Linked DNA regions of Homo sapiens: region 1 is linked to region 2. A link is a loop called in an ENCODE intact Hi-C map of the cell type or tissue named here. Cell type or tissue: gastrocnemius medialis. All regions are shown on one strand. Each heading gives the region's core, and the rest is flanking DNA. Links, peaks and the distances in the headings are about the cores only.

Evidence for each region. Hi-C counts contacts between places; a loop is a spot of excess contacts. Peaks named below come from ENCODE experiments on the same cell type or tissue, not always from the same donor. Only the 100,000 strongest peaks of a DNase experiment are listed, where the experiment ranks them.
Region 1: it touches region 2 in a loop (2.9-fold over the local background); 12 of 110 quality-filtered maps call a loop at or near these places.

What each region holds. Positions count from the first base shown.
Region 1 is chr6:111,659,792-111,662,636 of GRCh38, forward strand. It overlaps FYN (FYN proto-oncogene, Src family tyrosine kinase), which reads right to left. Exons shown (of 14, transcript NM_002037.5): 14 at 541-2,156. The coding sequence ends at 1,948. Among named protein-coding and RNA genes, the nearest start is that of TRAF3IP2, 55 kb to the left of the region's middle. RefSeq lists enhancers at 1,571-2,254, 2,255-2,845. In gastrocnemius medialis, for the core only: no CTCF peak of the experiment used is centred there; a DNase peak (open chromatin) is centred at 1,860; H3K4me3 peaks cover 1,293 bases; H3K27ac peaks cover 2,500 bases.
Region 2 is chr6:111,601,467-111,604,381 of GRCh38, forward strand. All of the region lies in intron 1 of TRAF3IP2 (TRAF3 interacting protein 2), which reads right to left. It also overlaps TRAF3IP2-AS1. Among named protein-coding and RNA genes, the nearest start is that of TRAF3IP2, 3.0 kb to the right of the region's middle. In gastrocnemius medialis, for the core only: no CTCF peak of the experiment used is centred there; DNase peaks (open chromatin) are centred at 595 and 1,725; H3K4me3 peaks cover 1,502 bases; H3K27ac peaks cover 2,500 bases.

The sequences.
Region 1 (2,845 bases), core at 346-2,845, 58 kb after region 2:
AGTGAATCTCATGTAACCCCTTCAGTTCTACAGACAGGCCCTGAAAATGACAGATGCCAGGAGGTGGCTCAGGGTCCTGAAGCTGAATGATCACAGAGCCAGGCGTGGACAGGTAGCCTGCGTCCACCCACTGCCCTTCCTACCACACCAGGTTGTCGCTCCGTTAGCTCCTTCATTACAGAAGTAGGGGGACATTTGGAAATAAATATACTGACTCCAGGACAAGAAAGATTCTTCTTGTGATTGTCTATTTCTCCTACAAGCAGGACACAGTAAATTCCGGTTAGAAAAAATGTCTGATAAATTCAGATGGTAAGGTATGCCTACTTTTGCTTTAATGATCCTCTGAAATAGCTGGTCAAGAGCCTACCCTTTCTAGAGGGAAAAGAACTCTCCAGATGTTCTGAATGTTTCTGTCATTTGCAAGTCATCGCACAAAGGCTAAATTCACCAGGTGATTCCATACCATCTGGTGTGGGACAGATGTGCCACAGAACTACGAGTACCTTCCATGATTTAAACAAATAAACAAAAAAAAAATTCAAATGTAAAATGCTCTCTTTTTAATTACTAAATTAAGAAAGTTAAACAATTTAAAAATGTAAACTCACAAATAAATCATAACAAAAAAGGAATTAAGACTTCAGAGTTGCTAGTCAGTATTAAAAACTCAATAGAAATAGGATTTTTGATTTGTTGTTGTTAAACATATGTAATTTAAGGTTGGTACAAACAGCAACTAAAAATGTAATACTTTTTTGTTTTTGTGCATCCCCATGAAATGTAAAGTAGTGCATAGTTATTCCACTGGAGAACTCCTGGACATATAGAAAGTCATTCGTTAGCAGTACAGGACATTTAAAACACTTATTTTACAATGGGAAATGTACAACCCCCACCCTCATTTCCCCCAGAAATTTTAGTTGCATGAGAAAGTTTAGCGGGTTGCCATGACTACAATGCTATGGGTTTTAGATCACTTAAATGTGGTTACAGGTTTATTAAATTAAAAATGTCTGAAACATTTCAGCATTCATATTTTTATACAAGAAGTTTGTGTGGTATCCATCTTCCAGTTCTCTTGGTAGTATCAGCCATTTGCTTGCTTATTTTTAAGTTTTGAGAACAAATCGCAGTAAGTTGAAGCAAATAGTGCTAACAGAACTTGTAAATTCAGCTTGGGGGGTGGTTCCTGAAAAGAGTCAAAGTAACAACCACCTACAGGTACAGTCATGAACCAGGAAAGTGCAATCCAAATGAAAAAATTCATGCTTTGCAAAAGCCAAAAATGAGGCCACTGGTGTTTTCAGAATAACACCGGTGCTTTGATGCTGACTTGCAGTAAAATCCTCCCTCTGGGTCCCGCAGCTTGGTGGCTCAGGCCGGCCACAGTCTCCACATTAGCACCCACATTGTATATGTACAGGGACATATATATTATATATATTCATATTTATAAAAAAGAAAACAAAAACAAACACCTGTCCTGATTGGTTTTTGTTAAAACATGAAAAAAAATTTTATTGTTTTAGACAAAGAGGCCACTTTTGGAAAATAATACTTTTTTTTTTTTAGTTGAATCAGGTGAAGACAGAGTTAAAATCACATAGGATTTGCATTTTTAAAAAAGGAAAGCACTAGGATTGTTGGCACTGGAGTAACTATTTACACTGAACAGAGGTTTGGCCTTTTACATAACATCGATACAATGCATTTTCCAAAGTCTGAGAAATAACAAGGTTCTGTCTCGAATGCTTCACAGAGGAGGTTCGGATTTGGGGACAAGTGTCATTAATGAGGGCCATGGAAGTTCGTCAGCTTCAGAGTCACATGCAATCTGATCCTGGGCGGTTCCGCTGCTGGGGAGCAGCTGGCTACGGAATTGAAAGCTAATGGGGAGGGGTGGGGCAGCCTCTGGGACAAGGCCTCTCTCCGCAGACCCGGGCCTTACAGGTTTTCACCAGGTTGGTACTGGGGCTCTGTCGCGGTAAAGTAGTCTTCCAGGAAGCTCTGCAAGTACTCAAAAGTGGGGCGTTCTTCAGGGTCCTTTTTCCAGCAGTGGATCATGAGCTCATGCAGAGAGATGGGGCAGTCCTGCGGGCAGGGCATCCTGTAGCCTCGCTCCACCTGCTCCAGCACCTCCCGGTTGTTCATGCCTGCAAAGACAAGCGCAGTGAGAGTGGGCACCCCGGGGATCCAGGCCCTGACCGCCGCACTTGCAGATCCCCTTTCTTCTTCTTTGCGTCTGCATGTGGCTAAAACATGCGGAGTACTCCCATCCCCCCAGGAGTCAAACCCTGCCATGCTACTCAGGAGTAAAGAAGGAGTGCAGAACTGAGACATGAAAAATTCAGAATGACTCTCAAAACATGATAAGTGAAGGAAGCCAGACACAACAGGCAACATACGGTATGATTTCATTCATGCGAAATTCTAGAAAAGGCGCAACTACATCTATAGAAAGCAGATCAGTGGCTGCCTGGGGGAGGGGAGGAATCCCTGCCAAGGGGCCAGAGGGAACTCCAAGTGGGATGGGAATGTTCTGTCAGGGTCAACGGGTCAACAAACTTTTCCTGTAAAAGGCCAGACAGTAAATATTTTTGGCTTTGCGGGTCACATATGATCCCTGTCTTCTTCTTTTTAACAACCCTTTAAAAACGTACAAAACAAACACAGGTTGGGAGCCAGACCTGCCAACCCCTGTTCTATATTATGTATGGGGTGGTGTGACTGTTTATGTTTGTCAAAACTCAATAAACTGCATCCTTAAAATTGTTGAATTTTATTGTGTGTAGATTATACTTCAATTAAACTGACAACAATATATGAATAAAGCAGACAAAAA
Region 2 (2,915 bases), core at 301-2,800:
AACTCTAAGGCAAGGACGGATGGGATTTAATGAAGGTGTTATGTCCCCAGAAGAAGACAAATAGCACAGCAAGGAACAGAGGAAGGACAGGAGTGAGCAGCCTGAGTAATTAATAAACCATATTAACAGCTCCTCCATAATCAGGCCTTGGTGATCACAACTGCTTGGATTTTTTCTTAAGCTTTCTTTGAGTCAGGAATAGGTTTGAAGCGTCCTAGAGACACACAGCATGAATATTTCAGGTGGACATTAAAAAGAAATCTATAAATTTACAGCTGGGAGGATCCTGAGATCTACTTCGGATCAGAAACTTTCAATTACAAGATTCCCAAGGCCTTACTTCATTCCCCAGAGAGTAATCTTTTTAATAAATGTCCAAAAGTCATGGATTTAAAAAAAAATCTTTAAACTCATTAATGTCCTTTGTTTCCTGCCCAAATGCATGCAAACTTTCATAACACTGGTTTGCTGAGTGGAAGGTTGGTTTTGAGTGAACTGTTTGGCTCAGATTCAAACTCCAATGAACAAATACTTCCAAGTTTACTTGCTGAATTTCCCATACAGAGAAGTTCTTCCACTGGGCTTGCCAGAGGATTTGAAACAGTGGTGAGCCCTGGAAGGAAGGGAATATTTACTGGCCCTTGGACATAAACCCAGCACAGTAAGACTCACATCAGGCTGAAGGCAGTGCAGTATGAACCGACCTGATTTGAGGAAGTTTGCTCTGGGACTCCTCTGAGCTACTAAATGAGGAGGAGAAGGACTAATGGGAACACACTGACTCCATCACATTAGAAGTTATAATAAACATTTAGAGAACAACCTCAAACCAGCCCATGTTTTTTTTTTTTTTCTGTCGTTGTCATTGTTTTGGTTTTTGTTTTTTTGTTTCTTCAGATAAGATGGTTTCTCTAAGCACATGTGTGATCCCTAATTCAGCCACAGCCACGGAGTGAAGGAGAGGAAGGGGTAGAAAGGAAAAACCAAGAGAGGAAGAGGAAGGGAGAGAAAGGAAGGAAGGAGAACGGAAGAGAAGTAAGGAAAGTGGGGAAACGCTGAAGGATTTTTTTGTATTTGCCTTTTATTGGTGTAGGAGAGACACTTATTTACTTGTAATTTGTATGTAGTGCTGGGTATGAGAAGGGGCAGTTGGAAGAGAAGGGAAAGAATGAATATAGGTGAAAGGTAAGAGTGTCATAGGGTAAGCTGGGAGGCCAGGAAGAGTTTGGACAGACAGCTCAGAGTAGGAAGAGAGTTCAGAGCGGGGAGGGAGACCTGTTGACTCTGGGAAGGGGAAAGGGAAAAAACACTGGCATCCTGACTGCAGGGAAACAATGAGGCAGCGGAGAGCAAGTATCCCTCATTGCTGAGGGAGCTGCCAAGACCCCAGGCAGCCTCAGTCTGTGGGGTGCGGCCTGTGGGGTGCGAGGAGAGGGGCACAGGCTGGGAGCTCCGGTCAGTCCTGGCCCTCCTAAAGGGCTTGAGTTCAGCTGCCTTATCAGGGAACCAAGCCAAACCAGCACAGACCTAAGGATCACCCCATGGATGGAAGCCCACCCTTCTTCAGCCAGTCTACAACTCCTGGTATCCGGGAAGGTCTGTGCACACACAAGGTGTGCACACACACACACACACACACACACACAAGGCGTGCACACACAGCTACAGAGTGAGCTGAGTAGTCACAGCCAAGCACATGTGTGCTTCTAGGAGGCCTGCTGGGCACGGGAGGCAAAGACCATAAGTGGGAGAAAGGACAGCCTGAGTTTCATGAACTAAAAATATCTTGGTGACAACGCATTGGGAAGAAACAGGAGAGGCCCGGGGGGCAGCTTCTTGATTCCAGTCCTCAGACACTTTCTCATGGAAAAATCCTTCAGACTGCAGGATTGTTTTGATAAGGAAATGTGATCAAACATTAGGGGTCATTTCATTGGATCTGAAAGGAATTTAAAGTTGAATATGCCTCATCTGTGTTCACTCTTTTTTTTCTGCAGCAGTTGCCTGCAATTCATATATGTTTTTAGAAGCTAATTTAAAATTGCCTGCAGAAGAAAAATGATTTGAATTCAGGATATTCCTGAGATTTCCATTCTACAACGTGTAAAACAAAGATTTCATTTAGACAAACTACCCCACCATAATCTTTCTGAATGCCTGTTGAAGAATGCCTGCAGATATGACTGTCTTCTCCTCTTCTTTTTCTTTTCAGAGCATTTGAAAGTCACTAACTCCTTAATCCCAGGAGAAGCAGGCTTTAACATTTCCTGTCTCTACACCTTCCAAAAATGAGTAACCCTGAGTTAAGAACCTTTCTATCCGACATGTTGGTACATTACTCAGACCTCACTTCTGTTTAACCCACCCCATGCAAGGAACAGAGCAGAGTAACTACATTATCCATCTTTTGATGCTCCATCATGGAGTGACTGGTAGCTGCAGCAGCAGATTAAGAATGACTGTGGTGTGTGGCCTTTAAGGATTAGAGCGAGGCTGGCAAGTGCACAACAGTTAGCCTGCTTTCAGATAATGGTGCATCGTTGTTTGAAAATAAAATCAGGAACTCATTGCAGGTGAAATATCTTGAAATTCCTGTCCTTTCATCCCAGGGGAATAGAGAGAAATGCCTAAAAACATGACACGGACTACACCAGGACATCCCACAGAAACCAAAAGTCCTGCACCAGCCCATCCCAGTCAGCTAGGGCCTGTTTGAACTGTATTGATGGCAAGTAATTGCCAAAAAGAAACAATGACAATTTTTTTTTAAGTCACGGTCTGGAAAAAGTTAAGGATTCTGTGTATCCGCCATCTAATAATGTCTCTAATCACAGTCATCACCCTTACATGGTATTAGGATGTGTTTCATAGTTTCCCTTCCCCTCCCATTAAAGGCCCCACACACAGTGACTGGT